2 separate regions of the Homo sapiens genome follow, and region 1 is linked to region 2. The links are chromatin contacts, found by Hi-C or POLR2A ChIA-PET in ENCODE. All regions are on one chromosome and are shown on one strand. The core of a region is the stretch at or near the end of the contact, and the rest is flanking DNA. Distances in the headings are between cores, read along the strand shown. Region 1 has its middle 17 kb from the start of LINC01213. Region 2 overlaps LOC105374313 (a long non-coding RNA gene).

What was found. Hi-C counts contacts between places; a loop is a spot of excess contacts on that map. ChIA-PET counts read pairs that join two places held with the same protein, here RNA polymerase II (POLR2A). Pooled maps may share reads with other maps.
Region 1: a pooled map shows a loop between it and region 2 (2.4-fold over the local background). The contact joins two enhancer-like sites. A Hi-C loop is called at or near these places in 1 of 50 pooled maps. POLR2A ChIA-PET finds 5 or more read pairs at or near these places in 2 of 52 experiments (AG04450 and OCI-LY7).

Annotation. Positions count from the first base shown.
Region 1 is chr3:150,219,092-150,223,548 of GRCh38, reverse strand. No RefSeq gene overlaps it. Among named protein-coding and RNA genes, the nearest start is that of LINC01213, 17 kb to the left of the region's middle. Within about 2 kb of position 2,153, at least 2 of the 41 ENCODE cell types and tissues checked have a DNase peak (open chromatin) inside an H3K27ac peak, as active enhancers do.
Region 2 is chr3:150,112,150-150,116,331 of GRCh38, reverse strand. The region is part of intron 1 of LOC105374313 (a long non-coding RNA gene); the gene reads right to left. Among named protein-coding and RNA genes, the nearest start is that of LINC01998, 32 kb to the right of the region's middle. Within about 2 kb of position 1,276, at least 2 of the 41 ENCODE cell types and tissues checked have a DNase peak (open chromatin) inside an H3K27ac peak, as active enhancers do.

The DNA of each region.
Region 1 (4,457 bases), core at 904-3,403, 110 kb before region 2:
CAGCTGTCTGAGACTGGGTTATCATCTCCAATTAGATCACAATGCAAGGATTTGAATGCAAGTAGTTTATTTGCAAGGGGACCCAGGAAGCATTAGTAGAGACAGAGAAGGTAGGAAGCCAATAAACAGCATGTTTTCAGGCAAGTGGGGCACCCGGGCTTAGACCCACTGGGGAACTGGGCAGCCTTCCTCAGAGTCAATCACTGCCCTGAGGGATGAGGAAGTTGGTGTATTTATCCAGCTGCACCTCATCTGTCATTGCTTAAGGGCTGCTCATGGGGGCATTAATTTGCTGGAAGCCCAAAACAGCCCTCAGCAGAGAAAAATTATGTGTTCACGTAAGGAACCATTGGTATTCAGAGGTGAGTGCCAAGGAGATATGGACCTGGCATTGTCAGCCTCCACTATGATCTTGTACCATACAAGATACAAGGATAATCTTGTATCATCCTTAGAGTGAGCTAAGGATCATCTTCCCTGAACCCCCTCCCCCCTCCGAGTGGTAGTAGCTGTGAAAAAAAAAAAAACAACCAGAGCACACCCAGCCCAAATGGGGACAGCGCTTGGAAAATCTCTTAGGGAAAGAGAGACAGGGTAGAGGCCGTGCGATCTTGGTGCTGGAGCTGTTAGGCAAGCGCAATGTTCAGGAAGCAGGGTTTCAGCTGGAGAGCTAGGAGACTCTCCTGCCCAGGAGGAGTGGCCTATGGAGGGCTTAATCCGCAAACTACCTTCTGTGGATTAACACTGTGCTCTCCAGGTAACAACGCCTTATCCCAGTTAAGAAGACTCCTCACCGAGTGACTCTTTGGGTGAGAACTGCAGTCACATGCTGTAAGAGAGTCATTTTGAGGTATGTTTTTTTTTGGTAGGATCCCTCAAATTATATTGAAAATACAGCATCAGTTTGCATTTGCATGTGATTTTCAGAGCACTTTCACATGTATCAGACTAGCTGACCCTCCTAACAGCCCAGTGAAGACAGATGAGGGTGAGTATTTTTGTCTTCATTTTACAGATGAGAAAATTGGACTCAGGAAGGTGAAGTGTCCTGCTCAAAGGTCACCATACTGGGTGGCGGTGGAGGAATTCACTCTCAGAGCTTCTGATACTCTGTCATTCAGCGCTGCTTCCTAGGCCAGCATTTCTAAACGCTCTCCTTCCATTCATTATAAAAGGAGCACCTTAGTAGCAGGAGCATATCTGGTTCATTCTGGCATCGCCAGTGCTGGCGTATTCTGGATGCTTCATGTCTGTTTGTTAAGCAAATGAATTTTTAAATCCCCCCAGAGGACTTGGGAAGCCGTGAGGCAGCCGCTATCAACTCTTCTTTCTTGTTTTTCTTCCCAAGTACACTTGCACACAACACACACCAACACAGATGCACACACACACACACTACACACACACACACACTGTCTCACACATTCTCTCTCTCACACACACTCACACACATAGTCACTCTGCCCATCTCTCTGTCACACACACATTCCCCATCTCTTTCTCTCTCTCACACACACGCTCTCCCCATCTCTCTGTGTCTGTCTTACACACACTGTCCCCATCTCTTTCTCACACACACATACACACACACGCACTCTCCCCATCTGTCTCTCACACACACGCACTCTCCCCATCTCTCTCTCTCTCACACACACACACACTCCTATCTCTCTCACACACAATCTCCCATCTCTCTCGGACACACAGGCACTCTCCCCATCTCTCTCTCTCACACACATACACAGACACTCCCATCTCACACACACACACACACACACACACACACACACACACACACTTTCTCCGTCCCTCTCGCCCCCGCTCCCTGGACCCTGAAGGCTGCACTCTTGATGCTTCTTGAAAATCCTCACGCAAGGGAACACCTGAGAAACCTAAGGAACGACAGGGGTCAGAGGAGCCCTAACATGTATGAGGAGACCCGAAATGCTCCCTGGGGCCGGCTTCTGAGTTAGAGGGAGAATCTTTACTGACTGCTGGCAGCGTTGGGATTGTCCCTCTCGCTGTCCCCGGATTTGTTCTCCCCAGGCCGGGGCCCGCTGGAAGAGACTGCCGTTCAGCGGGTGTGCAGTGACCGCAGAGAGCCACAAGAGGGAGCCAGTGCCGCGGGGAGCCGCCGGCCGCCGAGACCCCGGGGCTCAACTGAACCCACAAAAGAAATCTGGGCTGAGAGCCCGAGTGCACAACCAGGAGGCTTCGGGAGCAGGACAGACAGAGAGCATGAGGAAAACCAGAAATATGGAGTAAAACAGAGGGGAGACCAAATTTTAATTAACTTTAATATTAAAAAATAAATGGGTGGAGGACTTTCCTCGTTTACACTGCTCCGATTTGGGGGGGAACAAGCATATGTTTTTTTCATAATTAAGAATGAATAAACATATATTTTAAACAAACTGGAAAAAACAAACAAGGAGCGAGCAAAGAAGTAGGAAAATCTTGACGTTTCCCTGGAGTTCTGGGAAGAGGCAGCGCATTCCCAGCCTTGCCTTTGCGGTGGGGCCCTGCCCCCATTGTTCCTTCTTTACTGTTTCTCCTAAGAATTTTGCAGGCCTGCTGAGGGTTGAGCACACTACCTTTAGCTTGAAATGGAATAGAAGTGAATTAATAGCAGGGAATGTCGATGTTTTGTGATGACTCTTGGCTGACACCATTAAGATACCATTTTTACTCCCTTATGAAGATAATCCCTTAAGTGACTGATGCCATTAATGAACCATAAGCTTCATTGTTAGAACTTCATGAGAAACAATAGTAAAACTGATTTAGTTGCCTCTTGGAAGCCTCTATTGAGAGAACTTGTTTTGTGTATCTGAGGAGGCACAGCTATAAAGCAATGAGAATGTTTTTAATTAAGCATCTTAGTTCTCATAAATCTAATTGACACTTTTCCTACAAACCACGGGGACCAACAGGACTCTTATAAGCAAACCCAAAGCATTTGGCTGAGGAAATTTGCCCCCAGAGTCCATTTAGGAAAAAAAATAATAATAATAATAAATCAATTTATGTCATGCCTCTTCGGGATTCCAAATGTTATTAGCTATATTAAAATGTGTTTTATTCATTTGAATTTAGCTGTGAGTGATGCAAAGCTCTTCTAGAAATTAATCCACCCTCAGAAGATGAAGACTCCCCACCTCCATTGGAGGCTGTGGTGCCAGGAGAAGCAGTGAGGGACAAACGGCAAATGGCCTTGGCGTTAGGGGCTGGAGCTGTCCTTTTGGTGGGAGAAGAGGTTGAACGCCCCAGCTGCCTGTTGGATGCCCTCTTAGCTACCCTGGGCCCAGGCAGCTGATGTGGTTAGAGATGCCTGGGGCAGCCTGGGGAAGTGAAACTTTTATACCTTCCCATTCCTTCCCAACATTTTGCATATCATAATTACATAGAAAAGGCCACTATTTGTGTAAAAAGCTAGAACTGAAAGATATTTGGAGGCATCTGTAGGGGAGTTGGAGAAAATTTTCATTATATTTTCCTATATAATGGTGACTATTGAATTTGTATGAAACTTCCAAAGAAAATCTTCTAACACTTTTAATGAGAAGCTTGAGTTTGCTTCCATGGACATAATTTGTATGTCACCATCACTGACTTTGTATCAGAAGGGGATATGAATTTTAAGACAAGTTTTACAACTGTAAAACTGTAACGATTTGTAACAATTCCTCAAGACCCTTAAATGATAAGTTCTTCAAAGTTTTGATAGTCACCATCACTGACTTTGTATCGGAAGGGGATACGAATTTTAAGACCAGTTTTACAACCATTCAAAAAGTTACATTTGAAATTGTAACAAAAGAGAATTCAACTTTTCTTCTTGTTTCATTGACAAAGGGAATGTTGACATTTCCTGTGATAAGGGAACGGATTTTGAATCCAATGGAATATTTTCAGGTTAAGCATTTCAAAATAAGGGACTCTAATTTGCAGAAAGAGCATGTACCATCAGAGTGCTTGCCTTGCAGCAAATAGCCAGAAGTATCCCAGGAATACAAGACAGAGATTAGGAAGCCTGGACGTTTTCTGTCCCCTCATTCTTTGTTGGTCACACCTTGGGTCCCTGGTGCCAGACTCCTCTGGCAACTGCCTAGATCCCTGATCTAGACAGGCAGTACTGTACTCTACAGCTATGAAGCTGCTCAGGTTGAGGGTTGGGGGACACCTCCTTCACTGCCTTTAACTCACCAGTATGCAACAACCAACTCCAGCATGTAATGCCCCAGGCTTTCGAATTTGGAAATCAGGGTATTGGGGGTACACTAGTAATCTATTGGAACACCCCATGTGTACTGCTGCATACAGTCTATAGCTGGGAAACTCTCTTCTAGTTTAGGCCCAAGGAGTCTTCTCCACTCACACACACTCAACTAGCTCCTCAGGGAGTAGAGCAGAAGGTGATCTGAAGCCACAGCTCCATAGGTATCAGATGCCCTCCA
Region 2 (4,182 bases), core at 27-2,526:
GTAACAAAATACCATAGAGTGGGTAGTTCATACAACAGATATTTATTTCTCACAGTTCTGGTGGCTGGAAGTCTAAGATCAAGGTGCAGACAGATTCAGTTTCTGGTGAGGGCCCTCTTCCCTGTTTGCCGATGGTTGTCCTCACATGGTGGGGGTAGGGAGTGTGCTCTGGTTTCCTCTCCTTTTTATAAGGGCACTAATCCTATCATGGAGAATCTGCCTTTGTGGTCTCATCTAAACCTATCTACCAAAGGCTACGTCTTCAAATACTATCACATTGAGGGATGGGGTTTCAACATATGAATTTGGAGGACACAAATATTTATGTCTCTGAGGCATTACAGTATGGTCATTAAGAAGACAGGCTCTGGAGCCAGACTAAATCCTGGTTCTGCCACTCACCAGCCATGTGACCTTGGGCCAATTACTTAGCCTTTGTGTGCTCCAGTCTCCTCATATATAAAATGGGATAGGAACAGTACTATCTCATAAGGTTGTTATGAGGCTACGTTAGTTAACACATAATACATCTATAGAGTATGTCTCAGACATACAAAGAGCTCAATAAATGTTATCATCATCATTCCCTTCTGGATCCAGGTATGCCTCAAATTAATCTCTTCCCAAAATACTCAACCTGCAGGTAACCCAGCAGCTTTCTTTCTCTCCCAGCCTTTGGTAGAAATTCCGAGTTTAAAAACTAAACAAAGCTGTATTTATTACACAAACAATATTACAGTAATGGGGATTTATAAAGGACATGGCTGAAATTCCTGGGGGTGGGAGAACGAGGGAGGGATTTTAGAAGTTCACTACAGCCACCCCAGTTTGGAGGGTGCTCTACCCCAGTAGCGTTCTGTACTTGCAATGTTGCTATTTTCCATTTTCTAAAGCTTTATTTAACCATTGTAATTTGTGGCTTTCTCCAAGACTAAGTATAGAGCAAAACATAATAATGCAAACTGGCTCATGCTGAGCTGAAATGAGTAGTGTTCTCTCACCAAATCCTCTTGTGAGCTTTAATAACTTCTTTAATTTCTCTGTTATTTTCCAATATTGTATACCTATTCCAGAAGTACTCATTTTGTCTTTCCTAAACCAACTTTCCTCTGCTGGGAAAATGACCAAATTATTCCACTCCTGTCCTCCTGCCACACCTCTAGTTTTTGGTTTTTCAGCTCCCATTCTGGGGTTTACAACCAATTTAGCAGTTGTTGATCATGGCGAGAGTGTATAATTGAGTCAGTACTGGAGATGAAATGACTCATCAGAACAGTTCATGAGAGGGAAATGATTTTCAGGACAAGGGGAGAGAGAATGAGTGAGATTATACATACACATTGTACTTGCTTGTGGGTAATAGAGTGGACTCCAATGTAGAGTAAACTCGGGTCATTTTCTTTGATCTTCTGACACACTATTCCTTTTTAAAAAAATTAAAGATTAGCCTCTAACAGAAGGCAAGGAAGTTTCTTGTCTAGATTGAGTTGTGGAGACTGTATTTAGAATATAAGCTCTTAGAAATAGCAAAATACTAACGCAGAGTATGTCATGGGAACTCAGAAAATGTGAATTAAAATCTAGAGACAGAAAGAAAGAACCATGCTTAAAAAAGATAGTGGGTTGGTCAGTGATTTCTTACGGCTGCTCTCACAGATTACATGCAGTAGCCGTGTCCTTTTCTGTATTTAGATTTTCCTACCAAAAGGGGACTATGTGGACATTTCAGAGTCCCAGTATAAGAAGGGTGAGTAACTTGAGCTGAAGTTTAGGATGAAAGGAGCAGGAGAAATCTGGCTCCTTGCTGGGATGCACGGGGCTCTGGAGTACCTTCCAGGAGAGTCTGAGATGCCCCCCTACCCACATTCCTTCCAGACCTAATTGCTTACATTTCCTTGAGCACTCTGTGTGCTTCAGCTCCTCTGTGCCTGAAGCATCTCTCCTTTGCACTCACTGCACCCACCCAAACCCAATTCAAATAATGCCAAGTCTTCTCCAGCTAGAATTAATCCCCTCCTCCTCTGCATTCTCTTGGCCTGTCTTATCCTGCTCAGTTCTAATGATGCTCCTGAAAGCAGGCCCTGAGTAAAGGATTTGGGTATGAGAATTTATTCAGGAGGAGATCCCAGGAAACACTGTGAGGGAGTAGGAAGTGAGACCAAGAATGGAGAAAAAGCCAAAAAAAGAGTGCTTTAATGAGCAGATTACTGCTATGAGCAAAGAGGGCTCAGCACCATTGGGAATGCTCTGAGTCTGAGTGGAACATGCTCAGTGTCCTACTGAAGAGCAAGGAACTGCCACCTTCATCGGTGGTGAGTTGTTCTGGAGACTAAGTCTCTGGCACTTACAATCCACCTATAAGGCACTGAGCTGCTCTAAAGCTAAAGAATGCCTTCAGGTCAAAAAATGCTAGAAGTTATAGCCTCTAGGGGACTTCCCACCTGTGAAGGGAAGGGGGTGGTCAAGGGGATAGGAACTTGACAAGGACATCCTGCTATAATGATTGCCTTTGAAGGCAGAGAACAAACTTTACTCATCTTTATATATCCAAAGTATCCAACCTGCAGCCTTATCCCAAGTAGGTGCTTAATAACTTAGTGAGGTTGGTTCACACTTAACACATCTGATGAAGCAATGATACATTCAACATGTGTATATCGAAACGCCTATTATGTGCCAGAGAGTTATCAAACAAGCCTTGTCTCTGTCCTTCAGAAGCTGACAGTCTCACAGGAAAGACAGGCAATCAGCAAATAATTACAATGCAGGGGGACAGGTATATTGACTGATATGTCAATGTATGTTTCACCCCTTGATACTACCACTATGGTACAAAACCTATCATTTAATTTTCAGCAGATTAGATTTTTATTTTCAGGGAAAGGGGAGTTTATTTCTCCTATAGAGGATAGGGACAGGGTATGATATTGATGACATTGTTTTTGGTATGATTTCTGGGTTAATGAACATGGATTTGAAATAGCCTACTATTGACTGGAAGCCTTACTGATAACATAAACAGTTGATTAACATGTATTTTGTATGTGGTATATATTATATACTGTATTCTTACAAATAAGCTAGAGAAAATAAAATGTTACTAAGAATACCATAAGATAGAGAAAACACATTTAATATACATTTACAGTACATTATTGTACTGTATTTATTAATACCATAAGTTTATGTTATCTGTTTATAAGATGAATTATCTGTCTGAAGCAGTGGGCAAACACAGCGGCAGACCTCAATCTTATATCAAGCAATTCAACTGTTTTGTAATGTCATGACCTCTCTGTGCTTCTTGGGGATACTTCCAGTATCACTAGTGGCACTTTGTATGGGTCCCATGGTATTATTCAAGATTTACGGTATGCACTCAACAAAATGAAAAATATGTGAGAACCACAAAAGATCACTTTTTTACTGTGATACACAATTTACTGGAGAGGTAAACTGCTCACGTAGAGATGATTAGCATCACATGATGTTTTAAGTGGACACACGCAGCACTTGTGCTCACCATGACAGCAACAGGGAATGGCATTGAAATTATTACAGTAGTATAGGATGTGCTACAATTAATTGTATGTAGTTATAATTTAATACTGTATCTTTTCATTTGCTTACATTTCTCTTGACTAAAAATGACACCGTGTACAGTCTATGTAAGTTTTGATAAATTTTAATTTTTTATAATATATGTATATTTTATAGTAATACATGACAAAATATACTAGTATCTACATATATTTTATGCATTCATACCATGCCTAACTTTTTCTTAATTTTAAAAATATTTCTAGGCTACATAATTCATCTGCAAGTTTCTTCAAATTGTTGCAAACCTCCAAAAAATTGTCCAATATATTTATTGGAAAAAATTTGTGTATAAGTGGACCCGTGCAGTTCAAACCCATATTGTTCAGGGATCAGCTGCCCCTTACCTACAGAGAAGCAAAAATAAGAATTATATCCAACGTTTCCTCAGAAACCCGGCACGCAAGAGTAAAATAAATTGTTGAGTGTTGAGAGAAAAAACTGCCAAACTAGAATTCTTTACCCTGAAAAATTATCATCTTTTAAAAGTGAAAGAGAAATAAAGCCTCTCTCAGAGAAACAAAAACTAAGGGAATCTGTTGTCAGCAGACATGTCTTGCAAGAAATGTTAAAAATAAGTTC